3 separate regions of the Homo sapiens genome follow, and all the other regions are linked to region 1. Evidence: chromatin loops called from intact Hi-C (ENCODE). Cell type or tissue: B cell. All regions are shown on one strand. Region 1 has its middle 62 kb from the start of CD200R1L. Region 2 has its middle 35 kb from the start of CCDC80. Region 3 has its middle 9.8 kb from the start of CD200R1L.

Region 1 (4,000 bases):
ATTTATGAATTTTCATCAACATACAAAAATCAGTTGCATTTCTATATACTAATAAACTATCTGTAAAGGAAATGAGGAAAACAATCCTATTTACATTAGCATCAAAAAATACTTGTGAATAAGCTTAACTAAGCAAGTGAAATACTTGTTCACTGAAAATTACAAAACATTGATGAAAGAAATTAATGAAGACACAAACAAATGGAAAGACATTCTGTGTTCATGGATTGGAAGGCTTAATATTGTTACAATGTTTATACTACCTGTTATGGTTTTCATGTTTGTGTTCCCTCCAAAATTCTTGTTGAAACTTAATGCTCAATGCAACAGCATTAAGAGGGGGGCCCCTCAGAAGTGATTAAGCTATAAAGGCTTCACCCTCATGAATGAACTACTGACTTAATAAAGAGGCAGACAGGGACCCCCTTTGTCCCTTCTGTCATGTGAAGACACAACATACTTACTCTGCAGAGGATTTAGCAAGAAGGCATCGTCTTTGAAGCAAATAGTAGCACTCATAAGACACTGAGTCTACTGGTGCCTTGATCTTGAAGTTCTCAGCCTTCAGAGCTGTGAGAAATAAATTTCTTTTGTTTGCAAATTACTCAGTCTGTGGTATTTTGTCATAGCAGCAAAATAGGCTAAGACACTACAAAGATCTACAGATTCAATTCAATTCTTATCAAAATTCCATGACATTTTTACAGAAATAGAAAATCAATTATAAAATTCATATGAAACCATAAAAGACCTTAAACAGCCAAGAATAAACTTGGAGGCATTACACTTCCTTATATCAAAATATACTACCAGGCTACAGTAATTAAAACAGTATGCTACTGGCATAAAGACATCTATAGACCAGCATAACAGAATAGAGATCCCAGAAATAAATTCATGCATATATAGTCAACTGATCTTCAACTAGGATTCCAAAAATACACAATGGGGACAGAACAGTCTCTTTGACAATTGATATTGGGGAAACTGAATAACCCTAGGCAAAAGAATAAAATTGGGCCCTATCTTATGGCCTACACAAAAATCAACTCAAAATAGAGGGTGGGCAAGAAATAGAGGATAGAATTTCTTTGTTATTTCACTAAAAATCCCAAATTCACCTTCAAATGTGTTGAGGAATTATCTATCTGGAGACAAGAATCTGATCCTGGTGATAACTCTGTAGTATAGAAAGTTAACAAATGTGCACAATTATATCCATCTTTTTCATACAAAGTTATCACTAACCATTCTTTTTGTCTAGCCAAACTGAAACCAGTATGAACCACTGGAAGTGGGTGGGGAGAACGCACAGGAAAATCCAAGGGCAGGATTATTGTGTGGTCAGGAAGATGTAAGGAGAATTTATGGGCAGAAACTTCAGCCTACTGGTCAGCACTCTTTATCTTTACCTTTGCAACCCATGTAGCAACCCTGAGTTTGCAGAAGGAAAGAGCATATCCTAAATTGCTTTAGCCAAAAAAAACAAACTGAACAGAGATGAAAAGAGATATTAAGTAAATATTATGAAGTAGAAGAGGCTAATACAATAATTTAGGTGAAGAATTATTTGTATTATGATCTTTTTGAGCATGTTACTTTTAAATACTTTCTGCCTCAGTGATTTCTATGTTAAAGTGCATATCCCTGGAAGGAGAGATTGTGTGTAACTCCTCTCATAAGCCACACAACAAAATACCAAAAAATATACATAGACACACATACAAAATGCAGTAGAAGATAAGGAAAATTACTTATGAAAAGGTCTTTCTTTCTATGCTGGTTATTCTTCTACCGTATCATTAATTGACTTAGGATAAGTTTCTTAACCTTTTCGAATCTCTACTTCCTTATCTATAAAAATAAATATAACTATACATGCCTCATAAGAATCATTCTGACAGTATCTGGGACATAGCTCAATCAATTACAATTGGATCTGAATCCTGGGTCAAATATACATGCTTCTCTTGAAATAAGTAAATGTATAAAAGCACAAACCAGAAAATTCAGTCATTATCACCTCAACTGTGCAAACAGGAAATGCTTCTATTTAAGTTGCTCATGAGCCAAAAATACAACCATCTAAGAGAGCAGGGGATTTCTCACCAGTGCTAATGGAGCAGAGCAAGAGAAGTAAAATACCATAACTAGGCCTATTATACAGTGGAAGAAAACATAGAGGCAAAGATAAGAAAAAAAAAATAGAAATAACTCCCTTTGGAAGATGGCTTCAGCTTTTGGGATACTGTTCACATTTTTTTTCATAGCTGGTGAGTCTGTTGGCCAAGTTGCGGGGATGCTGAGGGGTATTGGGCGAAGTAGAGAGGAAACCATAATTAGAAAAATACATTAGAATATTTTTCCACTAGAGCTTTTCCACTAGTCCTTTAAAATGCTCAGTTTAAAATAGCTCAAAGAGTGAAAATGCTACTTTATTTTAATCACTATGTTTTAAAAAAGAAAGATAATGTCTTAATTACTTATATTTCTGCCAAAATTATCTTTGAAAAAACATTTCTTAATAAAAAAATAAAAAAATGCCACAGGATTTTAAATAAAAATGGAGATTTCTAGTTTGACATGGTGAATTGAATAGATGTATCGTGTCTATTCTCTCCTGAATGGCTATTAATATGACAATAATAATATTTAAAACATATAGGCCTAAAGGAATCAAAATGTCAGGAGAGAAGACACAGGGGGTTAGGAAACATTAACGTATTTTGGAGGATGGAAAGCTTGATCACCCAGGAGAATAGAGGAAGCTGAACGTGTTTCTTCAGGAGGAAACAGAACCAAGCTGCAAAGGCTCAAGAATTGGGTTTTGCAGAAAGTGAGTGCAAAGCCCAGGTCTGGAATTAAGAGAATTGTTTGAAATTCTGTGTAAGAGGTGGTTAGACCCTGAAAAGTCTCAACATTCCCTTCCAAATTCTCAGATTTTAGATTTATTCCCTATAGAACATGAATCACAAAGAATTTAGTCTTACAGACAATGGGAACAGAAAGATTCAAGAGGAGATATGGGGCTGAAAATAGGTGGATTAAGTGGAATCTATATATTTACCAGAGAAATACACCCCCAATCCCTGCCAGCCCTCATTCCCTGTCCAGGTCCCCAAATACCCCAGATAGGCACACATACCTCTTGGGACAAGATTTTGAGCAACTTTCAAGGCAGAAACTGAATGACCCTTGCGAATATGCTACAGATTCAAAGAAAATTTCAGGCATGTAAACTCTCAAATAAGGAGAAAACCAGTAAAGAAGCTAGGATTCTGGAAACATGGGCTTCAATAGAGAAGACAGCTGAGGAGATTTCCCAGGTAAATATCAAAAGAAAGTGCCAGAATAAGAAATCATAAAATGGAAATAGGAAGCAACCAGTCAGGATTGGAGCAGGAGAGTAAAGATTTCTGGAAATAAATTTAAAGTGGAACTCAGACCAACTTAGTTGGTCACAGATGACTTTTTATTATTCCCCTGAATATCATTTTCTTCCACTATGCCTCTTCATAATCAGCTTGTTATATCAGTTCAAATGCAACATTGCTATGCCTCTGTTAGTATCATCTCTTCATAAATCCTTCAATTTCTCCAAAATTACATTTCTCAGGAAATTCACTTTAGTTGTCATAAATTCTGTACATAGTTCCATTTGTGGAGAACGCAGTGACTGTAGCAAAGCTGTCAGAGTAAAAACAAGACCATGATTAGCTTACTAATTCTTGTACCTGTAACTCCCAGAATTTTATAGTGAATTTCTTTTAAAATCCTCCACTTGAATACCTGCCTTCATCTCTGAACTTGTCTGCATCTAGTACAGGAAGCAAAGAAAGGAGAAAGGATAGATAACATTGTGTTAATTAAGATGTATCATATTGGGCTGGGTACATTGGCTCACATCTGTAATCTCAACATTTTGGAAGGCCAGGACCAATGGATTGCTTGAGGCCAGGTGTTTGAGACCAGCCTGGGCAACATAACAAGACCCCATCTT
Region 2 (4,000 bases), 230 kb after region 1:
TGTATAATACTTAACTGCCTGTGTCAAGTAATTCAGCCTAGACCTGACCCTTTCCCTTATTTGTGCAGGTGACTCTGTTTCTGCCCCAGGCCAACCTTAATACCCAAGGCCCTTCACCAGTTTTTGCAGCAAAGATTTTTTGGTAATTTTAGTGGTGATCTGGAGATTCATAGGAAAGAGTCACATCTCCCAATGCTCTGCTCAGTCCCCCACCTCCTGCAGCTACCTATTTCTCTAAGCCTCCCCCGACTTCCCCCACTTCTCCAGCCAGACTCCCATCACTCTTCACATTTCCTCTGCAGTGCTTGGTCCCAGTCTTCCGTCTACTTTCCTTCTTCACTTAAGACCAAGGCTATGTCTTTTACCCACCTCATTGCTATCAAAGCCCTTTCTCCCTTAGGAAATTATCTGGCCAGCTACTAAGAAGATAAATTTGTTTCTGTATCCTGACAGAAGTTATTGCTGTCTTCCCAAGGCTGACCTGACAAGTGTGTTGCTGTAGTAACCACATCTAAAAAAATGTGTGGCCAACAGCAAAGATATGGAATCAACCTAAGTGTCCTGTCAATGGATAATAGGATAAAGAAAATGTGGTATATAAACACAATGGAATACTATTCAGCCATAAAAAAGAATGAAATAATGTGTTCTGCGGTGACATGGATGGAACTGGAGGCCATTGCCTTAAGTGAAACAACTCAGAAACAGAAAGTCAAATACTGCATGTTTTCACTTATAAGTGGGAGCTATATAATGTGTACACATGGGCAAAGAGTGTGGAATGATAGACACTAGAGACTTGGAAGGGTGGGGGCACAGAAGGTGGGGAGATTATGAGAAATTACTTAATTGGTACAAAGTACATTTTTCAGATAACAAATCCAGTAAAAGCCATGACTTCACCACTGTGCAATACATGCATGTAACGAAATTTCGCTTGTACCCTTTAAATTTATACAAATAAAAAATGCATAGAGAATGGGAGGGGACCTTCTTCTCAAAGAGAATCTCAGCCCTTGGTTATTAAAACAAAGGCCAAAGCTCATGCACACCTCAGAAATCAGGTCTAAAATTTTCAGACTGATATCAGATATCCACTGGTGGCTAGCGGGTTCACCTGCATCAATTTGTATGATTTTATTAAGGAGGGGATAAAAAAAAGTTTGCACACTTCTGTCCTCCTTGCAAGCTTTGCACAGCTGCCTTCCTAGGGCTTGCAAAATATAGTTTCAAATGTGAAGGGGGCATTTATAACTCAGCATCTCAGGTCTCCAGGGGCAGGAAAAATGATACTAGGATAATGTCTGCCACCAACCAGGATTGTCTCTCTTACCTCCTCTGTGGCTGCATTTGGGAGAATAAGGGCTGAAAAGGCAGGGAGAGTGGATAGGGCCTCTCCAACAGTTTGGGCAGCATGAGGTAGAGAGCAGAATAAATACTGCTCAAGGAAGTGAAACCCGCTATTGGGTTTGTAATGCCTCTTTGCTGTTCTGCTAGCTCCCGCACTCCAGAGATGACTAAGCAGCTGATTCATTGTGGCACCCTCAGAAAAACAGCTCAGCCCTGAGAGAGGAGTCATGCAAGAGGAGAGGGCGCGCATGTGTGTGTGTGTGTTACGGGTGAGGGGGTGGTGTCTGTCAACATGTCTTTTAATGAGCAGTCACAGTATTTTACAAAGGCTTGAATTAGTTGCCAATATGTTTAAAGAAACACAAAGATGAGGTTTTTTTTGCATGAAAAATCCGAATTTGTGAATATCAGCTGATCTGACACCCTGTGTTACTTTAATAGCTTCCTTGCTGGTCTTCCTGCTTCCATCATTTTCTCTTTTACAGTCTGTTTTCAACCCAGCAGCCAGAGGGATCCTTTTCCAATGTAAATCAAATTATGTCACTTCCTTGATTAAAATCTTCCCATGATGTTCCATCTCACTCAGAGTAAAAGTGAGAGTCCCAGAAATGCTCTGTGAGACCTACCTGCTGAGGTACCCTGTTACCTTTCACCTGTCCTAGTCTTCCCTGTCCTCTTCCTCTCCTTCCCCTTCCACTTTCCTCTCCATCTCCTCCTCTTTCTTTTCCTCCTTCTCCTAGTATAAAAGATGGAACCAGACTATTCTGTGGCTCTATTTTCTGTGTGTTTTTGAGTAAATTACTTAACTGGTCTGTGCCTCACTTCCTCATTGGTGAAATGAGGCTAAAAATCGTATCCTGTTCGTAGTGTTGTTTTGAGAACAAAATGAGTTAATATTTTTAAAGCCCCTAAGACAGTGCCCGACACATAATAAAAATAATCCCATTGCTCTTCTAATCCAGCCATGCGGATTTTCTTAATTTTGCTCAAATAAGATAGGTTTGCTCCTGCCTCAGTGCCTTTGCAGATGCTCCTTTCTCTGCCAGGCTGTGGCTTCTACAAATACCCATCTCTTTCAAGCCTTACTTACCTGTATTTGAAGTGAATGAAAAATTGAAAAACAAAAACCCAAGTGGACCAAAAAATAAACAAACAAAAGCCAGCCAGGAAGAAATGAAGAGTATTGATTAAATTCAGCAAATAAATGGAAGAAAAAAAAAATCTCAAAATAAAGACTCATTTACAAGGTGGCTTTAGGAAAAGAGATTCAAATTAAAATTTAACAAGAAACATTGAAGAAAACTGGAAAATAACCAAAATAATTAAAATTTATAGTAATTTTTTTCTAGAAAATCATGAGGACACCTAAAGTATAAATTAGATATGGCTCAGCACTGTCTAGTTTACAATTTACCTTATGAAGTCAACTTATTGCTCTAAGTATTTGGGTCCAAGCATCTGGGACCAGCTTGTTACCATCTCTGACTATTGGAAAACCTTTTGCCAATTGCTTCCCCTCTGCTTCCTTTTCTAGTCCCGTCTGAACTGTCTTGTCTGGCCCTGTTTCCACCCAGGAAGCCGCAGATCCTGACTCCTTGTGTTTGTTTCTCTGCCCAGATGAGAAACACCCATCACCTCTGACTTTCCAAGGAGCAAATCACGCTCCGTGCCGGGCTCCCCCAACAACACCACTCCCTCTTCCCTTGCGATCTCCAGGTCCTCCTTTGACACTTCACTTCTCCTGAGAATCATACTGCTTCTGTTTCTACTCTGCATGCCAGAAGTTATTGCTTTCATCTATTCAATAAAGATTTATTTTAAGCAATTAAGTACCTGATATGTTTTTTTTTCCACCAGGGAACTTTGTACAATTTTATGTTTTTAAAAATTATTTCCAGAGGGATCTGAACAATTACAAATGGAGGCTTCAGTATGAGTACCTTAAATAAATATCACCTATTATTCAGAGACAAGGAGAGGATGGGAAAGGCACATTCCCTCTCTGGTCCTGGGGAGTTGAGGCCGCATAGAGGGGTCTCCTCTAAGCAGTCTGGAACATTGTTTATAACTCCTGATTGGCCCTGTTCTTGATCATGCCTTTCCTGGACTCCACAGCACTGTGGGACTAATGTAGAAAGGCTCTGTTCAACCAATAAGAAAAAAGACATTTTGTGTCATGCCTGGCAAGAACCTGCCTCCCCACTTTATCCTGAAGTGAGGCTTGTCTGGGAGACCTGGGCTCACTAAAAGGACTCAGAAATACATAAGCTGTCGAAGGTGTGAAAATGAATGTCATATGACGGAAAAGTTTTCAAAATATTAAAAACTTCAGGAAGGGGAAGAGGAACAAGACTATAGAAGAAAACGAAATCTCAAAATAAGAGTGTGGATTTTGTGTGATGTTTGAATTAGAGCTAGAGGAAGAGTAGAGAGGAGAGAGTTATTGGTTTTCCTCTCAGCAACTTTTTTTAAGGCACTTACAAAACTCAGATGTTGATTTATTTTTTTTTTCCTTTTCAGTAACCTTGTCTGATGAAGTCTTCATCTAACCATTCTCTGCCCCTTCAAATGAGATCATTGTTTTCGTAACATGTTTTGGGGTGGAAAAGAGTTTGGTGAATTTGTTCCAGAATAGATAGTGTCAACTCAA
Region 3 (4,000 bases), 52 kb after region 1:
TGCATCCACTGACTGTAAGGGGGAATCCCACAAACCTGGGGTAGGATCTCAGCATTGAGGGGTAGGGGGAAGGTGGAGACTTAACACAGAAGTGGAAAACTGGATATAGACAAAAGTGGAGACTTGAGACAGAGGAGGAACTTTAAGCGAGTCCAACATAATAAAAACCACAATGCAGAAGTCTGGGGGCTGATGACTCAATTCTCTTTCAGCAGCCTGCTCTGCCTCATATTTGAGGGTGTACTGCCTCTTTAAATAAACTCTGTTACTACTTAAACTTTGCTGCTACTGCTGCTGTTTTCCAGCCAGACCAGCCCACTTTTTCCTTGGAGTGTACTTTATTTACCTTCAGTAAATTCTCTGCTCTCTTTGCTAAATTGTCTCTTGGCTGAATTCTTTCTCTGAAGTAAAACAAGAACCGAGCACCCCCACACTTCCTGGTAACATTTCCATCATGTAATCTCCAAGTAGGAACAGTTTTCTTTCTTTTGTTCTCACTGGTATGTCTCTTATTTCCTTTTCTTACTTTATTGCACTGGCTAGAATCTTCAATACTTCATTGAATAAGAGTTGTGAGACCTGACATTCTTGCCCTGTTCACTATTTAAGGGAAAAGCATTCAATTTTTCACCATTAAGTACAATGTCATCTATAGGTTTTTACAGGTGCTCTTTATCAAGTTGGAGATGTTCCCTTTCTATTCCTATTTTTCTGTGGGTTTTCATTATGAATTGGTGTTATGGACTGAATTGTGTCCTCTTAAAATCCATATGTTAAAGCTTGAATCCCAAACATAACCATTTTGGGAGATAAAGCTTTTAAGGAAGTAATTAAGATTAAATGAGGTTATAAAGGTGAAACTCTAATTCTGTAGGACTGGTTTTCTTATAAGAGAAGGAAGAGGCATTAGAGATCACCTTCTCTCTTCATAAGCCAAGAAGAGGAACCTCACCAGAAACCACCCCTGGTGGAAACTTGATATTGATCTTCTGGCCTGTAGAACTGTGAGAAATCAACTTCTGTTGTTTATAAACTACACAGTTTGTGGTATTTTATGGCAGCCTGGGCAGAATAAGAAAATTGGTGTTGAATTTTGTCAAATGATTTTTCTATGCAGTTGATAAATGCATTTTAGTGACTTGTAACATTTAAGAGAGAAAAAAAAAGAATAATCATTAGGGAAACTGACAAATCACATAATAAAATTTTCATCTTTTGTTTTCCATGTTGTTATCAAAGTTACGGTGTAGCAGCTTATTTAAGCTCTACTGGAAAATTTGAGTAAATAATACAGAAGAATGAGAAACTTGTGTATAGTTTGATGGCTGTGTTATAAGTTGCATATCATTTAAAATTAAATGATGAAAAATAATTTAGAATAACCTTTGGTAATATTCTCAAGGTCTGAGAAAGGATTAAACACTTTATCTTTTGAAAAATATATATTATCAGAAAATTTTAGAGCATCATAATGACCATACAAATGAACTATGCTCTATTAATGGAATGGTGGTGACTAACATATTAGCACTAATCACAAGGGCTATTGACCGCTTAAAATGAGGATAATCATAACTGCAGTCAGAAATTTGGAGAACTGGGGTGGGAGATGTGGTGACAGTGTGGTAAAACCTGCCCTCTGCAACTAATGGGTATGAAAAATGGCATTGCTAGTTTGGAAGTGTATTAGTTTGCTAGGGCCACTGTAATAAAGAGTGCTACCAAACTAAATGGCTTAAGCAACATAAATGTATTGTTTCACTGTTTTGGAGGCTAGAAGTCTAAGATCAAGGCATCAGCAGGGCTAGTTCATTCTGAGAACTGTTAATATAGTTGTTATTGCTGTTTTTAATGCTGTCTTGATTCAGTTTAGAGGTCCTGGTTGGCTACATGCCAGAAAGTTCCCCTTCTTGAGCACCCAAATGAGGCCAAACCTCAACCACTTCCTTTATCTGGGCTGTCATATCCATGGCCATTATCTCCCCAGACAGTCTGTTTAATTGACAGACATAATGGTTTCCTTAAACAACTTTTTAAAAGTCCTTTCTGGCAAATAAACCCCTAGATGGGTCTGTCTTGCCTCAGACTTTAATCTTCCTTAATTCAAGTCTCCTTAGCCAATGTATACCTCATACCAATTTTTAAAAAGTTTTCAATCACCCTTTCCTATATTTAATGGGGCTATGTCTCATATCCTAGTATATGATGACTCATTATATCTGAGACCCTTTAATAATGTCTTCCCCGCCTCTGTCTTTAGGGATTTTTGATCCTGTCCACATCCCATAAGGGCTGGAAGCCAGATGGAAGACATATACTCTCCTGGGGCCTATTAATCATAGATTGCCCCAAGGGTCAGGTACCTACGCATCTGATAGGGGACCCATTTATGCCTGAACTTCCATCACCCAAAAAACCTTCCTTAATATTTGGGTCATAAGAGGTAATTAATCTTGGCTCTTTGTCTCTTTCCCTTCAGGGAACTGATACTAGTTTCCAAGGTCATTCTGACAGTGTGCATTGCCAAGAAGGGAGATAGAAAACTCTAGTTAGTAAATAAAAATCACATCTGGAGATAGTAATAAAATTAACCATATCCTATAATTATAAAACCAGACAACCCCTCCTTCATGATAAAACATGCTGAAAAAATTAAAATCAGACAACAAAAGACTTTCAAGGGCAGCTGCACACCATTCTGTTGACTGTTGGTCTGTTAATACTGGTTTGGTGCTTTTGGTAATGAAAAGACCTAAACCCTTCAAGTAAGCTATTGTTTCAACCAAACAAGACAAATACTGAGGCCTACATGCCACTGAGTTTGGCTAATGCAAACCCTGTAGCCCCAAAACCTCACCGGCTTGCCCATCACCAACCAAACTGAAAACTGAGGCAAAGGGCCCACAGTAACTGGCTAAATGGAAGGGTGTCACTACAGTCTGGAGCTCCAATCTCAGGCACAGATACTTTAATTAGCAAACAACCTGTCCTCTATTAAAAACGTGCACACAAATCAGACCATATGATTGAAAATCTTTCTTTTTAACTTTTATTTTAGGCTAAGGAGTATGTGTGCAGTTTTGTTATATAGGAAAACTCATGCAATGAGGGTGTGTTGTGCAGATTATTTCATTATCCAGATACTAAGCTTAATATTTAATAGTTATTTTTACTGCTCTTCTTCCTCCTCCCATCCTTAATCCTTAGGTCAGTCTCAGTGTCTGTTGTTCCCCTGTTTGTGTCCATGTGCTCTCATCATTTAGCTCCCACTTACAGGCGAGAACATGCCGTATTTGCTTTTCCATTTCTGTGTTAGTTTGCTAAGGATAATGGCCTCTAGCTCCATTCATGTTCCTGCAAAGGACATAATCTCATTTTTCTTTATGGCTGCATAGTATTCCATGGTGTATATGTACCACATTTTCTTTATCCAGTCTGTCATTGATGGGCATTTAGGCTGATTTCATGTCTTTGCTATAGTAAATAGAGCTACAATGAAAATACGTGTGCATGGGTCTTTATGATGAACATGTTATATTTACTTTATGTTCCTTTTGGTATATACCCAGTAATGGGATTGCTGGGTTGAATGGTAATGATGATTTTAGCTTTGTAGTGAATCACCACACTGCTTTCCATAATGGTTGAACTAATTTATAGTCCCACCAACAGTGCATAAACATTCCCTTTTCTCTGCAACCTCATGAGAATCTGTTATTTTTTGACTTTTTAATAGTCATTCTGACTGGTGTGAGATGGTATCTCATTATGGTTTTGATTTGCATCTCTCTAATGATCAGTGGTATTGAGCTTTTTTTCAAATGCTTGTTGGCTGCATGTATGCCTTCTCTCTGTTCAGGTCCTCTGCCCACTTTTTAATGAGGTTGTTTGTTTTTTGCTTGTTGATTGAAATACCTTATAGATGCTGGATATTAGACCTTTGTCGAATGCATAGTTTGAAAATATTTTCTTCCATTCTGTGGGTCATCTGTTTACTCTG

The links. A loop is a pair of places that touch in the nucleus more often than their neighbours do. Peaks named below come from ENCODE experiments on the same cell type or tissue, not always from the same donor. Only the 100,000 strongest peaks of a DNase experiment are listed, where the experiment ranks them.
Region 2: it touches region 1 in a loop (2.5-fold over the local background); 1 of 110 quality-filtered maps calls a loop at or near these places.
Region 3: it touches region 1 in a loop (1.9-fold over the local background); 1 of 110 quality-filtered maps calls a loop at or near these places.

Annotation. Positions count from the first base shown.
Region 1 is chr3:112,906,514-112,910,513 of GRCh38, reverse strand. No RefSeq gene overlaps it. Among named protein-coding and RNA genes, the nearest start is that of CD200R1L, 62 kb to the right of the region's middle. In B cell, no CTCF peak of the experiment used is centred here; a DNase peak (open chromatin) is centred at 2,093; H3K4me3 peaks cover 2,207 bases; H3K27ac peaks cover 3,408 bases.
Region 2 is chr3:112,674,510-112,678,509 of GRCh38, reverse strand. No RefSeq gene overlaps it. Among named protein-coding and RNA genes, the nearest start is that of CCDC80, 35 kb to the right of the region's middle. In B cell, no CTCF peak of the experiment used is centred here; a DNase peak (open chromatin) is centred at 1,519; H3K27me3 peaks cover 296 bases.
Region 3 is chr3:112,854,688-112,858,687 of GRCh38, reverse strand. No RefSeq gene overlaps it. Among named protein-coding and RNA genes, the nearest start is that of CD200R1L, 9.8 kb to the right of the region's middle. In B cell, no CTCF peak of the experiment used is centred here; DNase peaks (open chromatin) are centred at 37, 921 and 1,907.